Linked DNA regions of Mus musculus: region 2 is linked to region 1. A link is a loop called in an ENCODE intact Hi-C map of the cell type or tissue named here. Cell type or tissue: left cerebral cortex. All regions are shown on one strand. Links, peaks and the distances in the headings refer to the core of each region. The heading gives the core; the rest is flanking DNA.

Region 1 (5,375 bases), core at 152-5,151:
TCTGCCTGCACACTGCCATGCTTCCTGTGTGACAATAGTGGATTAAATGTCGTGAACTGTAAGCCAGCCCCAATTAAATGTTTTCCTTATGGGCGTTGCTGTTGTCATGGTATCTCCTCACAGAAATAGCAACCCTAACTAAGACAGAGAGTATAGCCAAAATTAGCAGAGTTATAAGGAGAAGGACTAAGCCGGGCAAAGGAAGCCAGTGAGCTGGAGGTGAGAAGAACTAACCTGGACTCTGAAATGGATAACAGGTACTCGTGATGCTGAGAGAACCTGGAGGCCGGCATGAGCTTGAGTATGATAACAGGCACCACAGACAGCCATTTGTCCCTTCTGCTCGAGGAAGGGGGAATGACACTTTTTGCTAGAGGGACCTGGCTTCACAAGTTCCTGGAGGATGTTGGTGGCTTTTATCTAACCACTAGAAATCCTCCTATACTCCAAGGTTGAGCCCGTTTCTGGACATTTGGAGTTTGAGGGAACTGGAGTCTCCTTTGTACCTAACAAAGATATTAAAGCGTGGGCATCACCATGAAGCTGAGGTCAGCAGTCTAAGTGATATAAAAGTTGCAGGCCAGACTGGGCAACAGACTAGGGAACTGTCTTAAAAATTGCAGCAGGGAGAAGAAAGGAGGGGCCTGCTTCTCTCTCTGAACAACCCCGGCTGTGCTGTTAAGGCTGGGGCACGAAGGTCTTTTTGCCCACAGATCACCAGGGAGAGATTCATAAGGAATGTTAATCACACAGGGGTGTTTTCTCAAAGGAGAGAATGCCTACTTTCCTGTCCAGAAAGCTGGGAGTGGATATCGTTTACGCCCCGGGGACTTTTTTACTCTCTGTGGAGACAGGCCTCACCCAAATCCCCCAGAAGGACTATGGCAGACTCTCCCTCCCTTGACCACTATCTTTAGCTCCCAGTTACTAGAACCCATCTTAGGGGCATGTCACATGTGCTGCCAACCTCTGTGCCACCCATCAGAGGCCACTGGGGTGACTCCAGGAAGCAGTAGATCCAAAGAGACCCCATCAGCCACTGTGAGCTTCGTGTTCACCTGTGACATCATCACCACCACCTGCCCACTCAGCATCGTCATGCGACACATCACTACACAGCCCTGGCTCTCCTGGAACTCACTCAAAGTCACAGAGATCCTCCTGCCTCTGCCTCCTGAGTGCTGGGGTTAAAGACAGGTACCAGTTCCACCTAGCTAGTCACTCCACTTTGTTTTTGGAGACTTGCATATTAAGCTGTGAACACCCTCAGCAAGCAGTACGGGCTAAGACCTAAAAGGTCAAAAAAATTTCAGTTCTGCAGGACATATGGCCTTTACTGTATATTCACATTAGGTACAAATACATGTTAGCTTGTGGACCAGGTGACTGGCCAAATTTATCCCAGTCAGTCCTTTGCTGATCTAGAGCCATGTGAGTTTAAGGAAAACTATGACTCGACCAAAGTGTGTGTGTGTGTGTGGTGGGTGGGGGGTTGATACATAGGACTGAACTAAATGTCTGGTTCATGCTCACTGGGCGACTCTAGGCAGGGGCTCTACCCCTGAGTCACACCCCCAACCCCTCATGCAGCTAACCTAGGCAGGAAATCTCCCCCCTGAGTTACCTCCCCAGTCTTATTTGTTGTTTTGTTGTTGTTATTTTAACTTTGAAATAGCTTCACTAAGTTGCCCAGGCTGACCCTTGAATTCATTCCATAGCCCAGAATAATCTCCCTCAGCCCCTGAGGGCTGCGACACCTCAGTAGACTGAACCGACTTCTCTGTCAGGGTGTTCAGTGAGTAAAGGCACATCAGCCCCAAGAAACAACAGGCAGCAGGACCTGGAATTTTCAAACGGTTTATATAGCTCTCCCCCTGCTTTGGTCTGTTACTATGCAAAACACAACCAAGAAGATATGAAGTTTCCTGGGGGTGGCCACACGCATTAACAAATGGCATAAGCTGCGTGAGCCCAGAATTGAGGCAAGTGGAGTTCCAGTTCTTCTCAGCTGAGTTTTGGCCAGTCTATTCCTGTTGCTGGTGGTGGTCACATAGTGTAGAGAAACCTTCAACAGAGACTGGTGGATGCTGCCACCTAGCGAACACATCAGCCCTTACCACAGTCCCAACCAGTCATTCAAGGGGTAGGATGTCTGTGAATTGAGGAACCAGCAATGTGGGGGGTGAGGAGGTGGCTAAGATTTTATTCAAAGGGACAAAGGGGTAGTTGCTACTTTTTCATGCCAAACCGAGATGACCTAGTTGTGGGAGTGTGGCGAAGGTGTATGCCTATAATCCCAGCTTTTGGGTGGCTGAAGATGAAGAGTGATGAGTTAGAGGCCAGCCTTAGCTACATAGCAAGGCCTTATCTCATAAATAAATAAAAATAAACAAACGTCCTGAAATAGTCCGAGGACTGGACATGGTGAGTTCTTGAGCACAGAACTTACATTCAGCAGTTCCCAGCCTTGTAGTAGTCAGTTTTCCACTAACTAATCCTGAAACGGGGGTGTGAGATAGGGAAATCAAAGTCTCTGGGCTCCAGCCTGACTCTGCAAGGATCTCTAGAGAATGATAGAGGCCATTCTCCAAATGCATGTGCTCGCAGATGCATCTGGCAGGTGGCGCTGTTGTGATGGAAAGCGGCATCTAAAGGATTCCCTGAAGGTGAAGACACCAAAGCTGCCTTTTCCTTCTTCTCTGTGGGGTTCCAGATTTTTCAGGTAGCATGGGAGCAAAGAGCAGTTCCTGACCTGGAGGATCCCCTGGTACCCAGGAAATAGAAGCCTCTGCAACAGCCGCTCATGCCACGCTTCCATGACAACGGAAAGCCGGGCGGCTCCACTGGCAGTCCTTTCCCACTGTGAGCCTCATCAATTGGATTTGGGCATTTTCCCTGCTATAGGCAAACCTATAGTCAATAATTATAGCTTCAGCCACCAGCCAGGAGCATGGATCGTCTAGCGTGCTAGAACAGTGAAGATCATGATGAGCTTCCTTTGGGGGCCCCAGTAAGGGTGCCAGGGCAGCCCCTAGGACCTGCCTGCACTAGGAAGAAGGATCCCGCTCCATACCACAGCCCTCATCCACCATCAGCCTCCAGCCTCAATATCATGCCCATCACGGTGACCAGCTTGGCCCAAGGAGGTATCATGAGCACTTTGCCAGGAGCACTCTACACTGCTGTTGCTATCCTGTCCTGAGCTCCTTGTGTTTGGGTGTGAAAGGTGTTCATGTGCTTGAACATCTGTTGTCTCCAACAGGTCGCATCCTTTGGGAAATAGTGGGACTTTTGGTGGTGAAAAGCTGAAGACAGGAAGTAGGTCGTTGGGAATGAGGCTTTGAGCGGATCCGTTTCCGGCGTATAGCTGCTTCCTAGTAAGCCATGACATGAACGGGCTAACACCACAGATTCAATATAACCATGCTACCCCCACAGCAGTGGACAATATTCCTTAAAATCATAAGCCAAAATAAACCTCTCCTCTGTTGCTTCTGTCTGTACTTTTGTAACCCATACAGACCCTTGTTCCTGGTCACCCCCTCCACTTGTCTGACAGAAATCCCAGCTAGATCCTGGCCAGGCTCCTCTCATCCCGACCTACAGAGCTCCCATTCTCCTATAGCAGGAAGCCACCCCTCACTAAAAGTACATTTTCCTCATCAACACCGTCACGTCTGGGTTTTTTGGTTTTGGTTTTGGTTTTCCAGATAGGGTTTCTCTGTGTAGCCCTGGCTGTCCTAAAACTCACTCTGTAGACCAGGCTGGCCTTGAACTCGGGAAATCTGCCTGCCTCTGCCTCCCAAGTGCTGGGATTAATAGGCATGCGCCACCACTGCCTGGCCAGGTCTGGGGTTTGACTTTGCCTTGCTTACAAGTTAGTCTAGTGTTGTGTTATAGATGCAGCCAAAAGGCATAAGACTCCAAGATCAGAGAGGGGGAGGGGGCTCGCCTTTTCTCAGTTCAGAAAGTGGTACTAACACATGAGCATTGGTTTCCCTGGACTCCACAGTGCCAAGGGATGTAGTAGACATTGAGGCTCCTCCATGGGGTCCTGAACCAAACTCCTGGACTGAGTTTAAAGGATTCTTACAAACAGATCCACTCAAATTTAGCCATCTGGAGTGACATTTCTGCCGACGAGATATGCTGGTTCCTAGATCAAAAAAAGCTCAAGGGGTCTGGGGAGGCAGCTAGCACAGTTTCCTAGAGTCCAGAGAGAGATTAAGAGAGTAGCCCAGTGGTAGAGAGCTCCTGTCTAGAATCCCCCAGGGAAGGGCTGGGCCACCATTACGTGGTGCTGGAAGATGCTTGCTGTAACCTGAGTTTGATTCCTGGGAGACACGTGGTAGAAGGAAAACATTGCTCCCTAACTTGTCACTCTGATCTTCATCCATACATTGTGGCATCAATACGACGACCTACACAGGCAGGAACGAACATGCACAGGCACATACACACACACACACACACACACACACACACACACACATACACACCAACACACACACAAAATAAAAATGGAATCTTTGGGGCTGGAGAGATGGCTCAGCGGGTAAGAGCACTGATTGCTCTTCCAGAGGTCCTGAGTTCAAATCCCAGCAACCACATGGAGGCTCAAAACCATCTGTAATGAGATCTCACACTCTCTTCTGGAGCTTCTGAAGACAGCTACAGTGTACTTACATATAACAATAAATAAATAAATCTAAAAAAAAAAGGAATCTTTAAACATCTAAATTCCTAGCACCCAAGAAAAATGGATCTGCCCTCCCTTGATGCACTCTAGGAAAAGTCGGATTTATGAACCAGACAACACAAGGCCAGCCACACAGAAGGCAACATGTGTCAGTGAGTGCTAGCACTAGCCCCTTCTTACTGCCACCATGGTGACCGTTTGGGTTGGCAGAATGGACCCAGGATTTCCAGGGAGAGTCTGGTTGTACGTCTGGCCGTGTTCCAACATGGCTCTACACCCAGAGAGGCCCCGGAGCTGGAATCCCTCCAATTTGGAGGATGTTTTGGTTTTGATTTTTGGATGTGTTGGCTGCTGGTGGCTTTCTCGCTATTTAACTAATAATCGCTGTCAGTTCAGCCTTGTCATTACCGTCTTAGTTTGTTATGGGTTATTTAGTTAAATTGCAATGTATAATGATGTGGATTTGCCTCCACCCCCGTGTGAGTGTGGCCTGCAATTTTCCACTAATTAGACTTTTTAAAGACACATATGCATTTACCTACTCAAATCTGCATCATCTGTTTGTATGTTGCCTGAGCAGATGACAGCAGCGCCCACCCTCCTCTGGGACCAGCTCTCTTTATTACCACCCTGTTATGTTCCCACGGGAAAGCAGAAAGCGGCAGGGGCTCAGACG
Region 2 (5,375 bases), core at 240-5,239, 93 kb before region 1:
TGGCAGGTGATGTTACCGGGGAACCTGCCATGAAAGTCGCCACAGGCAGGGCGTACCTGGAGTCGGGACTCAGTTGAGGGACACCAGCGACGAACGGCGGTTGCGAATGTCACGGAAGAGGCGTGTTCACACGCGCCTTTTCCCGCCAGAAATGCAAATGAGCCGGCCTCCTGCAAGTCCCGCCCTCTCAGGCTCTTGTACTCACGCAAGCGCACTCCGAGTGGATGGCGCCCGGGTCTCTCCTTACGAAGACCCTTGAGCTGGCGCATGCGTAGAGCTTCTCGGGAGGATAGGCTGGACCTGAGGATCGAGTGCATGCGCACTAGTGGGGCTAGCGGTGATGGCGCGATATTATCGGCAGCTTTCTTCTGCGGTACAAAAATCCTTTCCTTCTGCTTGACAAAATAGGGCCAAGCAGGAGAGAGTTCAACCGAAGGACTCCCTGTTCATCCTTTTCTTCTTGTCAGTCTTTGAACCAAGTTCTTTCTTTTGGGTCTGGCTCGCCCGCCACTGTCACAATGATGCGCAGTCTGGTCCAGCCTCACTTCCGCTCCATTCCCTCCCCCCCCCCCGCCCCCCGCATTAATAGGTACCCAAGCTGTTTTCCCAAACTATTATAGTTTCTACTTACTGCTTAGCTATGTAGCCCAGGATGGCTTCGGACTTGAAGCAATCACCCTGCCTCAGTCCATGCCTGTGGACTATTCGAACTTTTTTATTATTAAGGGTCCAACAGCCGGGCGTGGTGGTGCACGCCTTTAATCCCAGCACTTGGGAGGCAGAGGCAGGCAGATTTCTGAGTTCGAGGCCAGCCTGGTCTACAAAGTGAGTGCCAGGTCAGCCAGGGCTACACAGAGAAACCCTGTCTCGAAAAAGCCAAAAAAAAAAAAAAAAAAAAACCAAACCAAAAAAGAGTAAAGACACTTGCCACCCATCCCGGTGATCGATCTGAGAAGAATCCCCAGGACCCACATGGTGCAAGGAGGGCCCCTGAATTCCACATGCAGACCCTATCATGTTCACTTTCCTACCCCTTGCTGTTTAAAAACACATGCATGTAATGATAAGGACTGGGCATGTAGCTCAGGGGTACGGTGTTTGACTGAGGGTGCCCTCATTCAATCCCTAGGGCCTAGTGAATTGGGCAGGGTAGTGTACCAGTACTCGGGAGGTAGAGGCAAAAAGTGCAAGGTCTTTCTCACCTTACTGACCATCAGACCCTGTGTGTGCTGTTTAGTTTTTTGTTGCCTTGACAAAAGCCAGAGTCATCTGAAAACCTCAACTGAAAAGTTACCCTGTCAGTAGGCAAGCCTGTGGGGATATTTTCTTGGTTAATGAGTGATGTGGATGGCAGCCCACTGTGGGCAAGACCACCCCTGGGAAGGTGCTTCTGGGTTGTATGAAAAAAAACAAAACAAAACCCTGAGCAAGCTTCAGTTCCTCCTTCGAGCCCCTACCCTGCCTCTTCTCTGTGATGGACTGTGATCTATCACAAGATGAAATAGACTCCCCAAGTTGTTTTTGATCATGGTGCTCACCCCAAGTTGTTTTTGATCGTGGTGCTCACGCACCGCAGCAGTAGAAAGCAAACTAGGACGCCTGGTCTAGATGAAAGGTCTGCCGGGTGTTTTCAGGACAACTTGTGGTGCATTCTGGACCCTGTTAGCTTTGTCCCTATTATCAACATCCATTCCTGGGGCTGGAAACATAGACCACTGTTTAAGAGCAATGGATGTTTTTCCAGAACACCTGAGATGGATTCCCAGCATCCACATTGCAGGCCACTCAGGACACAGAAGCAGGGAGTTTGACTGGGCTTATCCCATACTGCCTCTGGGGTGGATGCTGGGCTGTAAGGAAGTGACATTGCTCCCAGGGTGGGAAAGCCAGAGCTCCTTCTGGGGTCCCAGGCCTGTGACAAGGCCAGGGTTGTGGGGTTCTCAGACTCTTGGAAATCCTGGCACGGCTGGGAGTCCTGGAAGAGCAGGGGCCTGAGGTCTGGGGACAGCATCTAGCCTGGAGCCTGGGGCAGGGGTTGGGGGAGAAGGGGAACTCCAGCTAGTCTCACAGGGATTATTGTCCTTATCTTGGTAAGGGAAGGAGGTTGTGACTGGGAGCGCAGAGAAGCCTTCTATGGGGGAGTGGGTTGTGGCTCTGAAGGTGAAGGCCTTCTTCATGGCTCCCACAGCAGATCTTGATGAAAAGAGACAGTCTATGATTCTAAACAGTTTATTGTCATGGCGGAAAATGGATGTGTAAAATCATACCTCAAACTCAGAAATCCGCCTGCCTTTGCCTCCCGAGTGCTGGGATTAATGGCATGCGCCACCATGCCCAGCTTGACACATTTATGTGCGAAGCATGGCATGTGTTCCAAGTCAGGAGTCTGTGGGTGGGGTGGGGGAGCAGGGAGTCGCCTAAGCCTCAGGTGTGCACAGAGTCTCTGGGTCTGAACTTGCTATGCCTAACTGAATTTCCTGGCATGGTTTTATGCCCCACGCATGTGGCAGCTCACAGGGTCTATAACTCCACCCCCAGCAGATCTGATTCCCTTTTCTGGTCTCCAGGCACAAATATGGTGCACAGACACACATGCCAACAAAATTTTTATACATATAAATTTAAAATAATAACTTTTTAAAAAAGAATTATTTTATGTCTATGAATACCTTGTTGCTATCTTCAGACACACCAGAAGAGGGCATTAGATACCATTACAGATGGTGGTGAGCTACCATGTGGTTTCTGGGAATTGAACTCAGGACCTCTGGAAGGGCAGCCAGTGCTCTTAACTGCTAAGCCATCTCTCCAGCCCCCATAATATTAATTTTTCAATATTTGCTTTCCCTTTTGTGAGATCTTGAGTAATTTTGTAAAATCTAAAAAATATATATTTTGGTGGCTGGGGTGGCTCAGCAATGTGCTTTAAAGACTTGGGATGGCAGACAGGGTGGATCAATGGTTTCGGAACCAGGTGTATCATGGTGCTACAGGAGATCCAGCTGCCCAACCAAGAGGCCATGTTCTGAATGAGATGTAAGGAAGAGCTGGCACAGCCATTGTCAGCACTGAGTGTATGTGTAGGATGGAGTCGTTATTCTGGCCTGTTTGGGAAGAGATACCAAAAGGAGATTGAGCTAGATGTAAGAAAACCTTTATTTCCATATGGTGTTGGGGTAGGGTGTGGGACATCTGGTCCCCACTTACAGCTGTTGGGATGGCCTGAGGATGTAGAGAAAGTGTGTCTTTCTGACAGGCAGCTTGGCGTGTTGGGGGATATGGACCCCATCCTCCAGGCTGTCCTCACGGGCGCCTCCACGGAGCCCATCCCGGATGGCCTGCATGCGATGTCGCTTTTCTATGAGCCAGCGGCCTCCATCCTGGACATCGGGCTGGGTCCTCCGCCTTGGCATCTTCATGATCCAGAAAGCCACCTGCCGGGGCTCTGGGTGCAAGCTGTCGGTGACCTTCTGCACAGGCACCGGGGGCTCTTTTGCTTCTACTTTGGGAACCTGGGAATGAGGCACGGGGAGCTCCTCAGATGCCGCACAGCGCATCCAAGATGTTTGGTCTCCACTGGGCCATCTCAACCTCCATTACAGCTCACTTGCTGCTTAAAAAACCCTTTTTAGGCAGACAGTTCTGTTTTCTGTCTGGCCTGCTGCATTCTTGTGTATTAAATTTATTATTTAAGATTTGTTTATTTTCATGTGCATGGGTGTTTTGCCTGCATGTGTGTCTGTGAGGGGGTGCCAGATCCCTGGAACTGGAGGTAGAGACAGTTGTGAGCTGCCACTTTGATGCTGGGAATTGAACCTGGATCCTTTGGAAGAGCAGTCAGTGCTCTTAACTGCTGAGCCATCTTTCCAGCACCAAAATTTGATTATTTTTAAACTTCCACGGTTGCCTAAGAGATTATTTCATCTATGTTTACCTGGTGTGCCTGAGCGTTGAGTGTGTGCACCATTTACATGCATTATTAGTGTCTCTGCAGAAGATATTCTTTGGATTCCTAACACCCATGGTAAGTATCTCACAGGCTCCATTAAGTCCAGCTCTCGGGGAATCTGATGCCCTCTTCTGGCCATTGTGTGTACCTGCACTCATGTGCTAACAATTTTTAAAAATTAAAAAAAATTTTTTTTTGAAAGAAAGAAAGAAAGCAAGCAAGAAAGCAAGCATTCGCTGGACAGTGGTGGTGCACGCACGCCTTTACTCCCCCACACTCAAGAGGCAGAGGCAGGAGGGTCTCTGTGAGTTTGAGGGTAGCCAGGGTTACATAGAAAAACTATCTTGGAAAAAAACAAAACAAAACAAAACAAAAATTAAACAAAAACAAATGATAAATTTGGTGCGATGGTTCACATTTAGAATCCCCGCATTTGGGAGGTGGCCAAGTATTGGATCACCCTGAGTCAAAAGCCTTAAGTTTTGCCAGGAATGGTACTGCAGGCCTTTAAACTCACTTAGGAGGCAGGGGCAGGCAGATCTTAGAGTTGGAGGACAGCCTGGACTACAAAGCAAGTTCTAGGATAGCCAGGGCTACAGAGAGTGATCCCATCTCTAACAACCAAAACCAAAACCTAAACCAAACCACCCAAACCAAAGTAAAGCCAAACAAAAAACCTGGTGTGTCACCATTCCTGGTGTGTCACCATTCCTGGTGTGTCACCATTCCTGGTTGCCTATGCCAAATTCCTGTTCTGAAATTACCCTGATTTCAGTTGGGCCTGATGGTTCAGGCATGTTTTCCCAGCTACCTGTAGGTTGAGGCAGGGACATTGACAATTCAGAGCTAGTCAAGGCTACATAGTGAGACCCTGTCTCAGAAAGGGGACTGTCAAAAGGTACTTGTGCCCAAATCTGAGAGCTTGAGTCTGGACTCCAGCATTCACAGAGTGACAGGGAGCTGCAGGTCATGCTTGTAATGGCTACACTCACGAGGTCCAGGCTGGAGGATCCTGGGGGCTTACTGGCCTGCCAGATTTCTGGGATTGGTGGAGTTTTTGAATGCTAAGATTTATAAAGCTGTTGGGAAAGCCTAAAACTTTCTGGAACGACCAAAACGCTTTCTGACATTTATATTTGCTTTGACACAGGGTCCTGATATGTAGCCCCCACTGGGCTGGGACTTGCTTTGTAAACCAGGCTGGTCTTCAACTCACAGAGATCCTTTCTGCCTTTTGCCTAAAGTCGTGGCAACCCTCCTGTCTCAGCTTTTCAAGTACTGGATCATCTGTGTTTGTTTAACCATGCCTATTGTCCTCTCCCTTTTGACACGTTACACTGAGCTCCAGAAATCTCAAGGATATTCCATGTATGGAGTGTATACTGGCTAATCTTAAATGCCAATCTTGTCACAGCTTAGAATCAGC

What was found. Hi-C counts contacts between places; a loop is a spot of excess contacts. Peaks named below come from ENCODE experiments on the same cell type or tissue, not always from the same donor. Only the 100,000 strongest peaks of a DNase experiment are listed, where the experiment ranks them.
Region 2: a loop joins it to region 1, with 2.4 times the contacts of the local background. A loop is called at or near these places in 3 of 42 quality-filtered maps.

What each region holds. Positions count from the first base shown.
Region 1 is chr7:45,297,852-45,303,226 of GRCm38, forward strand. Gm39006 (a long non-coding RNA gene) reads right to left here and starts at 4,509. Exons shown (of 2, transcript XR_882064.2): 1 at 3,982-4,509; 2 at 1,308-3,374. Trpm4 (transient receptor potential cation channel, subfamily M, member 4) reads right to left here. Exons shown (of 25, transcript NM_175130.4): 25 at 5,304-5,375. In left cerebral cortex, for the core only: CTCF peaks have their summits at 2,090 (motif pointing left) and 2,630; DNase peaks (open chromatin) are centred at 631, 1,127, 1,543, 2,070 and 1 more place; H3K27ac peaks cover 2,606 bases.
Region 2 is chr7:45,204,387-45,209,761 of GRCm38, forward strand. Kash5 (KASH domain containing 5) reads right to left here and starts at 506. Exons shown (of 20, transcript NM_201374.2): 1 at 206-506. The coding sequence starts at 317. It overlaps Dkkl1 (dickkopf-like 1), which reads right to left. Exons shown (of 5, transcript NM_015789.3): 5 at 3,139-3,512. The coding sequence ends at 3,204. In left cerebral cortex, for the core only: CTCF peaks have their summits at 350, 2,688 (motif pointing right) and 4,087 (motif pointing left); a DNase peak (open chromatin) is centred at 249; H3K4me3 peaks cover 559 bases; H3K27ac peaks cover 614 bases.